Regions from separate parts of the Homo sapiens genome. Here regions 1 and 2 are each linked to region 3. The links are chromatin contacts, found by Hi-C or POLR2A ChIA-PET in ENCODE. All regions are on one chromosome and are shown on one strand. Each heading gives the region's core, a stretch centred on a gene start or an enhancer-like site at or near the end of the contact. The rest is flanking DNA. Distances are from core to core; before and after follow the strand shown.

Region 1 (4,489 bases), core at 778-3,277, 3.7 Mb before region 3:
GGCTCTCTGGGAAATGTAAGAACTACTGATGTGCTCAAGTTGGTAAATTCGGGCTCTTTCAGGCTCCTTCTGGCCATACACTCGATATGGGGAATTCATATGGAGATTCCCTGCCACCGTTTCTAAGTCTTGACACCAACTTCTGAAGCATGACTTTGGGCCACAAAACAATGATCTATAGAAGTTGAATCTCCAAGTTAGCCAAGTTACATTAATCACTTACCTCAAAAGGTCAAAACTGAGCACGACATTTTAGGTATTTATAGCAAGAAAGATGAGTAAGGTCCACGACTTACTAATCTTAAAGGTATGACAACTCTGTGAGCATTATTTTATTGCTACTACCAAGAATTCCTTTATATTTTAATAGTTCTGCAAGACTAAAACTACAAAGCAAAAATCTCACATGCAAATGTGGAAATGAAAAATACTTTCACCCACTGGTTTCACTCTTGACACAACCAGACCTGAGGGGACCTGAGGTGAACCCATTGGGGGAGGGCATGAGTTAAGGGTGTCAATAATTGAGGGAGGGGAGCTGTAGTATCGACAACGCTGATTTTGGCTTGTGTTTTAGGTAGAAAAGCAAGTTCTAAAATAAAGAGCTACAAAGCTTGATATGACGTGTATTTCAAAAAGAATTCACACAAGCAAAGAGGATTTTTCCAGTCCACAACCACTTCTGGTCGCTTCAGCAGCAAAAGGAAGGAACTAACAGTAGGAGATGGACTGTAGCAAACTAAAGAAGGCACCCCCACAAGGTTGTCAAGGAAACCAAACCAAGTGCATTTTTCTATAGAAAAGAATCAAGGGTAAGGTGAACATGCCATGTTACATTTTGTGGCAAAAATGATTAAAATCCCTTCTTGAAAAAAATCGCTAAGAGACCAAATTTACTTCCAGGCTATTTTACTAAGCACTACACCCATAACGCAGGCAGGCAAGCTTGTATTCCCAAACTACCAGCTACATGGATTCAGCAATCACCTTACTACAACCAGCTAACTTGGGTCACCGATACTTCAGGGCATTTCCTAAGATCTCTTTTTAATAGCTTAACGGCAACGAAAGAAGTGGTCACACTCAAAAAGTTAAAAACAAAAACCTCTACCACAATTCCACAAACATGCTCTCCCAAATTTAGGGTATTTTTCAAAATGGAGTCTTTTTAAACACATCATTTTTCAGCGAAAAGGCAAATCTATGCAAACCAAAGGGACAGCTTGGCCTGAGTGTGCCATTTCATACTGGAAAAGCGCAGGGAGGGCAGTAAAAATGGTATCAAGTTGGGAGATCGATGCTATTCTCTCCACAAGTAGGTGGTAAAGAATCCTCAGCCAGGAGGAATGACACGCACACGCGGGGACAGAACGAGGGCCAGTGCTGAGAACGCTGGAAGGCAGGGACACCGTTCACTAGGAGATGAGTGACGTTAAAGGATCTGCAGTGATGATCTGTGCCTCACGCTGGCGAATATTCCTAGGAGGGGAGATCCCGCGCTCCCGGTGTCCCTCAGGGTGTCCACCCCGGCGACGGCCGGAGCCGGGCTGCGGGTCCAGGGGCCCGGCCACGTGGGCGGGGGAGGCGAGGAGCGCCGGGCTCGCTCAGAGTGGGCACCGCGTCCCTACCCTCCGTGCTTTTCCTCTTGTGGCCCTTCCCGGCAGGGAAGAGGGGGTTTTACGACGTCAAGGCAAGGCTTGGAGGGAAGCGGCGGCCGGCGCCCCACCTGCCCAGGTGATCGCGGGGCTCAAGCCCGGGGCGACGGACGCAGCTCGACCTCCAGGCGAGGTGGACGCCAGGGGCCGGGAGCGGGGCCGCGGAGGAGCGGGGGTGGGCGCCGAGCTGCTCTTACCCGGTGCCACAGTCCACCACGCAGGGAGGCAGGGAGCCTGCCATGCTCGGGACGCGCGGCGCTCGGCCCCGCCGGCAGCCCGAGAGCGCCCCGTCGCCGTCCGCTCCGCCGCCCGCTAGCCCCGCGCGCAGCGTCTCCCGCGAGCCGCCGCAGCGCCGCTGCCGGGAGCCCGGATGCTCGGCGGCCGACACGTGACGTCACTCCCCGGTCGGCCAATCAGAACGCGCGCACGCCCCGCCTCCCCCAACACCCCCACCCCCACTCCGGCGCGCCATCTTTAGTGCTGGCAGCGAGGCTTCTTGGCCCCATACGTCCAACCTTGCTGCTGGAGAGATTGGGGTTTATTTTTAACTGACTTACATGAACGTGACCCCATTTCCGAGGCCTGGCGCCTTTCTCCTCCTGTAAGTCTTCGCTCGAATGTCACCTTGCGAGGGAAGTTGTTCCTGATCACCCTGACTATGTCCCCTACCGGTACTGTATCCTCTGTCTCAACAATCTGTTGGTTTCATTCCTAACCCTTAAAGCAAAGTGTTTATATTTTTATATTTATGTATTTGTTGTCTGCCTCCCCTACTGGACTATCAAATCTTCTAGGATAGGGCTTGAGTCTGTCTTAATCACTATTGATGAGCAGCAGGTGCTTAGCACAGTATTTGGTGTACCTGTGGAAGTGCCCAAATGTTTGTTGAATGACTGAGTAACCTTCCCCATATAATAAAAAAAAAAAAAAAAATTAGTTGGAATTGGCCGGGCGCGGTGGCTCACGCCTGTAATCCCAGCACTTTGGGAGGCTGAGGGTGGATCACAAGGTCAGGAGTTCCAGACCAGCCTGGCCAACATGGTGAAACCCCTTCTCTACTGAAAATACAAAAATTAGCCGGGCGTGGTGGCGGGTGCCTGTAATCCCAGCTGCTCCGGAGGCTGAGGCAGGAGAATCGCTTGAACCTGGGAGGCGGAGGTTGCAGTGAGCCAAGATCGCGCCATTGCACTCCAGCCTGGACAACAGGGCGAGAGTCTGTCTCAAAAAAACAACAAAAAAAATTAGTTGGAATTATTATACCTAACACGGCCTAAATTTTTCTAAGAAGAAAAATCTGCAAAACAAATGCTTGGCCAGCCTTAAGGAATGAATGGCCTTAGACTGAGTAAACCACACCAAGATCACTCCTGGAAAATGTTTTCAAGTGTCGAAGATGGGATGATCGCCCAAAAGTTCTTACTGAAACCAAAGAAGGCAAACACCACCTACTATATTATAAAGGTACTGAGAGTCCCACTTGCCACTTGCTTCCTGCTTCTTGCCCGATCGTAAATTCTTGATACTAATTTTTTAGGAGCTTTCTGGAAACATGTATTTTTTTGTTTTGTTTTGTTTTTTGAGATGAGTCTCACTCTGTCGCCCAGGCTGGAGTGCAGTGGCGCAATCTCGGCTCACTGCAACTCCGCCTCCCAGGTTCAAGCAATTCTCCTGCCTCAGCCTCCCAAGTAGCTGGGATTACAGGCACCCACTACCATGCCCGGTTAATTTTTTGTATTTTTAGTAGAGACAGGGTTTCATCATGCTGGCCAGACTGGTCTTGAGCTCCTGACCTCGTGATCTGCCTGCCTCAGCCTCCCAAAGTACTGGGATTACAGGCATGAGCCACCACGCCCAGCCAAGACATGTTGTTTTTACAGGTACTTAAAACATTGTGTTTTTTACCTAGAAGTAATAGATACGTTGACCACTCCTAGGTAACCCATCATCATTTCTTTTTTTTAACTCATAAGTACCCATTAAGGCCCAGACCTAGAGAATGTTCAGGAGAACTGAAGAGAGAAGCAAATGGGAGGAAAATAAAAAGGAGTAAGTGTGGAGGAATCCCAGTTTAGAAGCCCAAGGCTGGGGTTAAAGATTGGCTGGCTTGCTTTGTGTTTTGCCAAAGCCCTGCCTTGGTCCCTTTTCTTTTTCTTTTCTTATTGCTTGTTTCTTAGAGACAGGGTCTCACTATGTTGCCCAGGCTGGAGGGCAGCGACTATTCACAGGCATGGTCCCACTACTGATCTGCATGAGAGTTCTGATCGGCTCCATCTCTGACCTGGGCCAGTTCACCCTTCCTTAGGCAACCTGGTGGTTCCCCGCTCCTGGGAGGGTGCCATATTGATGCCAAACTTAGTGCAGATCCATCATTCTGGGTGGCACAGAACTCCTGGGCTCAAGGGACCCTTCCACCTCAGCCTCCCGAGTATCTGGGACTACAGGCAAGTACAACTGCTCCCAGCCCAGCTCCCATTTTTTTCACGGCCCTAGCCTAAACATAGATTAATTCTAAATTACAGACTGTTGACACTGCCATGTCTTTTATTTTATTCACTTAACAAACATATATCAAGCGCCTACTGTGAGTCAGGCTTTGTGTTAGACTGAGCATGCAGCAGTAAACAGGATGTTCAGAGTATCTGCCCACAAGAGTCCAGTGGGAGATAGCAACAGTAAACAGGCAATTACAATACAGTGTAGTCAATGCTAAGACAGGGCAAGTCCAGGGTGCCCAGAAAGCCATAGAGGGGCTGACTTGGGAATCAGTAGAAACTTCTCAAAGCAATGATATTGAAGCTGAAACCCAGAAGGTGGGCAGAGTAGCTAGGTGGAGG
Region 2 (4,480 bases), core at 1-2,500, 3.4 Mb before region 3:
ATGTCTGAAAATGAAGTATTTTTATCTGTTCCGAAACGCCATAATATTGCAAAGAAGCATTTCAAATTATTGTTGTGTGAAATGTTCAAATTTAGCATTCAAATTTAGCGTTTTCCCACATTTTACCCTTCAATTTACACAATTTGGAAGAAGAGTAGATGAGTTGGTCATTGTTACTTAAAACAATGCGTCACCTTGTTAGGGAAAGAAATTAACATAATGGTCAAGGAGTGATAATTAAACAGAACATGACATTTGCTGTCCATTCAATGTTAAAGTTCTAAGCAAATTAGCATGGAGAAAAGGGATGGGTAGAAATAATAACAGAGCACTAGTTGATTAGTCCGCCTCCACATCCACGCTGCAGGCGTTGGACAGATCCGGCTTTACTGAGTCCACCATGCAGGGAAATGGACGCGCGGGCTAAGCGGAATCCCAGGGGCGCGATCGCACCGGCTGGCGTTCCAGCAAACCCTGCATCCCAGGCCCTGGATTCAGGCTGCCTTCTGAGTCTTTGACTTATTTTCCTTTGCCTGGAAACAGAACGCCGCGGTCCGTACCGGAGAGGGAGAAAGTGCAGGACGACCCGCCGGGAAGACCCGAGCGCGTGCGCCTTCCCCGCGGCTCCACGGGCACAAAACGGTGGCTCCGGAGCTCCTAGACCCAGGCAGCCCCAGCTGCGCGCGCGCCTCCCCCCGAGCGCGGCCGGGCTCCCGCGGGAAACAAGCGACCGCGGCACGCGTGGGCGCGGCGGGTGGGTGCCGGCGCCAGGTTCCTCCCGGCTCCCCACTGCGGATCCTCGCGGCTCCTCCCGGCTCCGCCCAGCGGCTCACCCCGCGGACGGGGATCCCTCCGCCCACCGCCGGCCCTTCCGCGCCAAGTAGTGCGACCCCGGCCCCCGCAGCTTCCGCCAACCCAGGCTCGCGAGGACGAGTCCACGGTCGCGGGCGAGAAGGAGCGACGCAGAGACGGCCGGGGGCGCGGGGCAGTCCCGAGGTTTTCCCCGCGAGGCCGCGGGGGGTCTCCCAGTGGCCAGGGAGAGAGCGCGCCCAGGTCCGCGGAACCACGGCTCCTGCCGCGGCGAGCGGGCCGGGAGTCTACGGTCGGGGCAGAGCCGCCCGGGAAGCCGCGCGAGGACGGCGGCCGGCGGCCGGCGGCGGAGGCAGGTGTCCCGAGGCCTGCCCCACCCCCACTACCGCGGGCAGGAAGAGGAAGGAGCCGCGGCCGTGCCTGGCGGGCGGGGGTGCCCGACCCGCGGAGCGCGTGACCTAGTTCGTCCCAAAGTGGATTTGACAGGTTGTCAGCTCCACTCCCCGCCCCCACCGCCTTCCGGGTCTCCCTCCTCTCGGGGGGAGGCCCACCGCCCGCGGTCCTCGGCTCGGCCTCCCATTGGCTCTCTCGCCGCCTGGCGCCCCGCCCTCTCGGTATCACCCTTCCATTGGCTTGGGACCCCGCCCCTGCCCCTAACTCACCCTCCCACTGGCTTCGTGCCGCCTGGCACCCCGCCTCAGCCCAGAGGACCCGGCCCGCCCTCCCATTGGCCTCGCACCGCCTAATTCCCCGCCCTCGCCCCGGCCCGCCCTCCCATTGGCGTCGTTTCGCCTAGTGCCCCGCCCTCGCCCCGGCCCGCCCTCCCATTGGCCTCGAGCCGCCTGGCGCCCCGCCCCTTCCGCGGGCCCCGCTCCCAGCGCAGCCCGGCTCTCTGCTTGTCTGCGGGTTCCTGCGGGCGTTCCTCAGTGTCTGCCTTCTTCCTTCCCTCTTGAGTGTTGCTCCTCTTCCTCTCCTTTTTTCCATGTCTCTCCTTTTTCTGATCTCCTCCCGTTTCGGCAGCCCGAGCGCTCTTGCCCGGTTGCACCCCGCAGCCTGAGCTGGGCTCCCGGTGCCGGCTGCCTGAGCTCCAGGACCTGCCCTGGGGCCCCCTACAACCTTCCCGCCGCTCCCGGAACCTGACCCCTCTGTGCTTCACTTCTCGGTTTTCTTCCCTGAAATAAGCAGCAGCGAATCCCTTCTCCAGGTTTTCTCATGTGTTCAGTCTGCAAGGCTTCTCCCTTTCTCCACCCTGCGCCTCGGTTTCTCCCCCGCTTCCCCGCCCTCCCTAAACTCAGCCAAGTGGAACAGATCTCCCAGCAAAACAAGGCAGAGGGCGAGGATAAAAATGATAAATGTCAATATCAACATTTTTATTGCTTTAGGTTTTTAAAACAGAAAATTAGCAGGAACGCCCAGATCGACCCAGACCTAGGATCAAGATGGAGTTTCTTAAAGTACCAAGTGAGACTGCAGTGACAAAGTCGATTATCCCAGCAATATAATCAGCTTTGCCTGGGGAATTTACTTTTACTTTGTTTTTATTTGTTTGTTTGCTTTGAGATGGAGTCTCGCTCTGTCGCCCAGGCTAGAGTGCAGTGGCGCGATCTCAGCTCACTGCAACCTCCGTCTCCTGGGTTCAAGCAATTCTCCTGCCTCAGCCTCCCAAATAGCTGGGAGTACAGGCGCCCACCACCATGCCCAGCTAATTTTTGCATTTTTAGTAGAGACGGGGTTTCTCCATGTTGGTCAGGCTGGTCTCGAATTCCTGACCTCAGGTGATCCGCCCGCTTCGACCTCCCAAAGTGCTGGGATTACAGGCGTGAGCCACTGCGCCCGGCCTACTTTTAGTTTATGCAGTATTCTGGCGATTTAAAGTTTGTATTTTTTTTTTAATTTTCTGAGCTCGTTTTGTAAATGGCTGCTCTTGAACGTAAGGATAAATTGACTGATGAGGCTGAGGTTTGGAGCCAATCCCCGCACAAGGCATTTGGCATCAAACACGAGAAACCCTTGGCTATTCAAATGAGGAAACTCAAGTAACTTTCCCAGGGTCACTAAAGTCGGAGACCTCAAACGTGGACCCAGGTCAGGCTCCAGAGGTCCACCAGGACGACCCATCATGGCTCATGAATGTATCCGTAAAAATGGCAGAACTGCTCTTTCCAGCTGCCTTCCTACCTATCATGGGGGTCCTAACCGAGCTCCCCATCATGACATTCAAGGCCTACCTTATAGGATCCCTGCCTTACAGGAGCAGTTTCAGTGCAGCAGGCACACTGACCACCTTTCTGCCAAGACCTTTTTGCCAGAGGGCCTTTGCACTTGAATTTCTTTAGACTTTTCGCCTGGCTTAGCTCGTCTGTCACCTTGGGGAGGCATTTTTCTTTCTTTCTTTGTTTCTTTCTCCTTTTTTTTTTTTTGAAACGGAGTCTTGCCCTGTCGCCCAGGCTGGAGTGCAATGGTGCGATTTCAGCTCACTGCAACCTCCGCCTTCCAGGTTTAAGCGATTCTCCTGCCTCAGCCTCCTGAGTAGCTGTGATTACAGGCACGTGCCACCAACCCTGGCTAATTTTTGTATTTTTAGTAGAGATGGGGTTTCACGATGTTGGCCAGGCTGGTCTCAAACTCCTTCACCTCAGCTTACAGGTGTGAACCACTGGGCCCAGCCTCTCCTCTCTTCCCTGCTCCCCTCCCCTCCCCTTCCCTCTTCTCTCTCTTTTCTTTATTTTTCTTTCTTTCTTCCTTTCTTCCTTCGTTTCTTCGTTTCTTCCTCCTTTCCTTTCCTTTTCCTTTTTTTGAGATGGAGTCTCACTCTGTCGCCCATGCTTGGCTCACTGCAACCTCTGCCTCCCAGGTTCAAGTGATTCTCCTGCCTCAGCCTCCCTAGTAGCTGGGATTACAGGTGCCTGCCACCACACCCAGCTAATTTTTGTATTTTTAGTAGAGACAGGGTTTCGCCATGTTGGTCAGGCTGGTCTCGAACTCCTGACCTCAAGTGATCTGCCCACCTCAGCCTCCCAAAGTGTTGGGATTACAGGCATGAGCCACTGCACCTGGCCTCTTTTTCTTTTTTCTTTCTTTCTCTTTCTTTCTCTTTCTTTCTTTTTTTTTTTTTTTTTTTTTTTTTTTTTTGAGACAGGGTCTCTCTCTGTTGCCAAGGCTCCAAGGCTGGAGTGCAGTGGTGCAATCTCGGCTCACTACAGCTTTGACCTCCTGGGCTCAAGTGATCCTCCCACCTCAGCCTCCCAAGTAGTGGGGACTACAGGTATGCACCACCACACCTGGCTAATTTTTTTAATTTTAATTTAATTTAATTAATTTATTTATTTTGAGACAGAGTCTTGCTCTTTCACCCAGGCTGGGGTGCAGTGGCATGATCTCGGCTCACTGCAACCTCCACCTCCTGGGTTCAAGTGATTCTCCTGTTTCAGCCTCCCAAGTAGCTGGGATTACAAACACCCACCATGGTGCCCAGTTAATTTTTGTATTTTTAGTAGAGACGGGGTTTCACCATGTTGGCCAGTCTGGTCTTGAACTCCTGAGCTCTACCTGCTTTGGCCTCCCAAAGTGCTGGGATTACAGGCATGAGCCATGGCACCCAGCCAATTTTTTTTGTCTTTTTTTTTTTTTTTGTGGAGTCTGGGTTTCACATGGTGAAACCCCAGGCTGG
Region 3 (3,922 bases), core at 84-2,583:
GTGAGAGGAGATGGCGCCACTGCATTCCAGCTTGGGTGACAGAGCAAGACTCTTGTCTCAAAAAATAAAATAACATGATACCGAACTGTCTGGTGGCCCACATTCATAGCACTCTAATAAATCAGTGTGTACAGTTGCATAATGTTCTGCCCTACAAAATTGACCAGGAACCATCAGATTAATAGGCATTCAACAAAAAAATTAAGTATTTTTAATTGCTAAGGTCTGTGAGTTATCCCTTTTTTCTTCCTCACGTAATAATCTGCACACACGAGAAAATATTCCTGAACTTGAGTTTCTATTTTTTTTCTTTTCCCTATTTGCCTTCTCAAACTCCCAGGTGTTAAAAAAAAGTCTCAAACTTAATGCACATTACAGGCTTCTTTTCTGACATACAAAAATCGTCATCTTAACCTAGTTTTCTTCTCCAAAGTGGTCAAGAGGGAAAACCTCAAGCTTTTATTCAGATCTATGTAAACCACTAGATTGCCTATCTGGTATTTCCTTTTGCAGAAAATCACTAGAAAACTAAATAAGACGAGGCAAAGTTTAGACAAGAATCTGATGGCTTGTTTCTCCGAGATGCAACCTTGGAGAGAGGCTTCCCCAGATTCTAGTCTGGATTCACTTTACTGCATGCTCTTCCCCGCTCTCTAGCTCAATACTCCGGAGAGAAATGAAACTTTTATTTGCTCGAGCAGAAAAAGAAATTAAGAAGGCCACGAACATGCAGCGGACTTGGAGCCCCTTTCTAGCAACAAACAGGCTCGTGCTCCTCCGCCCGCGTTGGTCTCCAGCTTCCCAGAGCCCCGGCGGGTTGCGAGGACCGCCCTGCTCGCCACTGCTCCCCACCGCTCCGGTACCGACACGTGTTCTTACTGCCAAGTTCGGCCGCAGGATGCTGAGCCGAGCCCCGCCCCGCTCCACATTTCCCAGGCTCCGCCTCTCCTGCCCCGCCCCCGGCACCGATTGCCAATAGCGCCCCGAGGCGTAGCCAGGTCCCGCACTCCCCGTGCCCGGCCCGCCGCCTTTGTTCTCCCCCGCTCTCCCTCTTGGCCTGTGCGCTCCCGGCAAACCGAGTGGCAGCCGCTGATTGGTGGTTGTGGCGCAGCCAATCAGAAGGGGGCACCTCACGTTAGGGCTCGGAGTTTTAAACGCGCAGCCGAGGGCCGCGCGCAGGAGTAGGGAGGGCCTAGGGCGGCGGAGCCGACTCGTCGCGGCCGAGGCGCGCGCGGTCCGTGCCGGCGTCAGTCTGGGATTGGCCGGCCCGCGACTTCCTCCGCCCCCTGCCAATCGCCGGGGACGACTTCCGTGGGTTTTTCCGGCTCCCCCGCGTCGCTAAGGAGCGACGGGCTGTCGGCCAGACCCCGAGTTCTCGGTGCGCTCAGCGGCCGCCGACGCTAGGAGGCCGCGCTCCGCCCCCGCTACCATGAGGCCCCGGAAAGCCTTCCTGCTCCTGCTGCTCTTGGGGCTGGTGCAGCTGCTGGCCGTGGCGGGTGCCGAGGGCCCGGACGAGGGTGAGCGGCAAGCGCGCCGCGGGTCGGGCTGTGCTTGCGGGGGCTGCAGAGCTGTGCGGGGGCCTGGGCCCTGCGACCCCGGCGGGCGGGCTTCCGCGCGGTCAGCTCCAGAACTAGTGATGGGCGCCGAGCCCGGGGTAAACTTGGCGGAGTTGAAGGGGCGGGGGCGGTGGCTGTGGCAGTGGCAGGATCGATTTGGGGTTCCCGGGAGAGGAAGGTGGCCGGGGTCTCTTGGGCTCCGACGCCCTGGAAGACCCCTGTCACCCGAGGCTGGGAGAGGGCTGCAGAGCGCCTTTTTTGCAGCTGGGTCCTTCGCCTTAATTTACAGATTTTCGTCAGGTCCAGGCTAACTCCAGGCGAACGCGCCCAGGCAGTGGGAAGGGAGAGGGAGAGCCACTGGAGAGAAGGGGCGAGGGCGTGAAGAAACAAGTGCGAGTTCTTTGGAACAGCAAGCATTCCTTTTCAAAATGTGGTCTGTAGATTTGGAAATGATTAATCCATAGATTCTGGAGAAAGGGATGGCTTGGTTTGCACCTTTGAGAAACTAGAGATACCATTCCTTCTGCATTTAGCATTTACTGTGTGCCAGTCCCTGTACTGGGTTCTGGGAGGAAAAGATTGTGAGTGTGGTCCCTGCCCATGAAGCGCGTACTCCAGTAGGAATAGTAACAACTACTTCATGGTCCCTGCATTTTTCTTCGAAGTGAGCTAGCTGCAGACATAAGAACTCTGAAGATTAGGAAGTGCTAATTAAGGAAAAGTTGTTATTCCTAGAGAATAAGGCATCCAGGTACTGGTCTTTACCTTCTTCCTCTCTGCCCTTACTTTTAATCACTAGCTTTTTAACCTTCTGAGTTTGTTCTAATATAAATATACACTCTTTGATAATGTTAGTGTGTAGGGAAATCGTGAACTTTATACTCTTTCAAACAGATTGAGTAACTTCTGCGTGGGTCACTGATTCAAAAAGAGTCTTTGCCCAAATAGAAAAGGAAGTAAAAACCCACACTCGGCGAGAAAAACACCTGCCGAAAGGAATCCGATAGCGGGACTGCTTACAAATTGTGTCTTGAGACCTTTACCCAAATCATGTTTGTTTAAATAGTGTTTATTTAAATACAGATACCCAAAATACACTGAAGCAGAATGCAGGGGTGGGCCCCGGAATCTGCGTTTTAAGTCAGTTTTCCCTTGAGACATAGAATTAACTTCGGGAGGCACAGTGAAAGTTGAGGACCAGTGTGGGTGGAAGATGCTTTTTGGAACATAGCGGAAAAGCATATAGCACTGTCTTGGTTTTGATCCAGTGATTCTGTTTTTGGGGGGATTCTTGAGAGGCCTGGGAGAGTGGCTTTAGGAGCTGTTAGGACCAGCAAGTTTATCCTTCCGGTCAGAGGTCTTTAACACAGAAGAGTCCCTGGGAAGCAGTTGCTCCTAGGGTGAGCCTAGGAATCCCAGGGGTCATCATGGCCAAGGGCAGGCCTCCTGGGACTTCTAGCTCCGTTTTTTTTTTTTTTTTTCCTAGATAAGGTTACGCATTGTTGCCCAGGCTTGAGTGCACTGTCCTGATCATGGCTTACTTAAGCCTCAAACTCCTGGGCTCATGGGATCCTCCTGCCTCAGCCTCCCGAGGAGCTGGGACTGTAGGTGCTTGCCAACACGCCTGGCTGTTTTTTTTTTCTGGCTCTGTCGCCCAGGCTGGAGTGCAGTGACGCGATCTCAGCTCACCACAACCTCTGCTTCCCGAGTTCAAGTGATTCTCCTTTCTCCACCTCCCTAGTAGCTGGGACCACAGGCACGTGCCACCACACCCAGCTAATTTTTTGTATTTTTCAGTAGAGACGGGGTTTCACCGTGTTAACCGGGATGGTCTCGATCTCCTGACCCCGTGATCCGCCTGACTTGGCCTCCCAAAGTGCTGAGATTACAGGAGTGAGCCACCGTGCCCAGCCTGGCTATTTTTTTTCTTTTTTTGGTAGAGATGGGGTCTCACTATGTTGCCCAGGCTGGCCTCAAGCAATCCTCCATCCTTAAACTCCCAGTGTTTGGGATTACTGGCGTGAGCCACGGTGTGGGCTTACCTTGACCCTTTCTCATCCCTGAGGGCATCCCTCGGCCATTCACTGTCAAAACCTGTCATAGATTCACTGATAACTTGTCCAACAGATTTATTTCAAGTCTGCACTACCTCACCCCTCAAGTGTTTCAAGTCTCGAGGCTTTTTTTTTTCTTTTTGCTTCTGTTACATTTTAGATTTAGACAGCACAGTGGTGTCTAGGTACTTAAATGCCCTCCTTCCCCCAACATGGTTACTAAATACACCCTAAGCTCTGATGGTTTAAGCCTCCGGTTGCAGGGCTTTCCGTGTCTCAGAAGGTGCCTGCACTCTACACATCCTTCATGCT

What was found. A loop is a pair of places that touch in the nucleus more often than their neighbours do. ChIA-PET counts read pairs that join two places held with the same protein, here RNA polymerase II (POLR2A). Pooled maps may share reads with other maps.
Region 1: a pooled map shows a loop between it and region 3 (14-fold over the local background). The contact joins the promoter of ACTR3B here to the promoter of PDIA4 in region 3. A Hi-C loop is called at or near these places in 7 of 50 pooled maps.
Region 2: a loop to region 3 is called in a map of naive thymus-derived CD4-positive, alpha-beta T cell, with 6 times the contacts of the local background. The contact joins the promoter of LINC01003 here to the promoter of PDIA4 in region 3. A Hi-C loop is called at or near these places in 1 of 168 maps with a recorded cell type or tissue (naive thymus-derived CD4-positive, alpha-beta T cell), 1 of 37 single-sample maps with no recorded cell type and 9 of 50 pooled maps. POLR2A ChIA-PET finds 5 or more read pairs at or near these places in 1 of 52 experiments (naive thymus-derived CD4-positive, alpha-beta T cell).

What each region holds. Positions count from the first base shown.
Region 1 is chr7:152,757,290-152,761,778 of GRCh38, reverse strand. ACTR3B (actin related protein 3B) reads right to left here and starts at 2,027. Exons shown (of 12, transcript NM_020445.6): 1 at 1,853-2,027. The coding sequence starts at 1,896. It also overlaps the pseudogene RN7SL845P. RefSeq lists enhancers at 1,176-1,225, 2,226-2,385 and silencers at 1,401-1,695, 1,456-1,975.
Region 2 is chr7:152,460,894-152,465,373 of GRCh38, reverse strand. LINC01003 (long intergenic non-protein coding RNA 1003) reads right to left here and starts at 1,250. Exons shown (of 1, transcript NR_027387.1): 1 at 1-1,250. RefSeq lists enhancers at 325-824, 825-1,326 and a silencer at 599-1,618.
Region 3 is chr7:149,025,916-149,029,837 of GRCh38, reverse strand. PDIA4 (protein disulfide isomerase family A member 4) reads left to right here and starts at 1,333. Exons shown (of 10, transcript NM_004911.5): 1 at 1,333-1,517. The coding sequence starts at 1,430. RefSeq lists silencers at 841-1,420, 1,491-1,560, 1,651-1,700 and enhancers at 1,025-1,618, 1,619-2,213.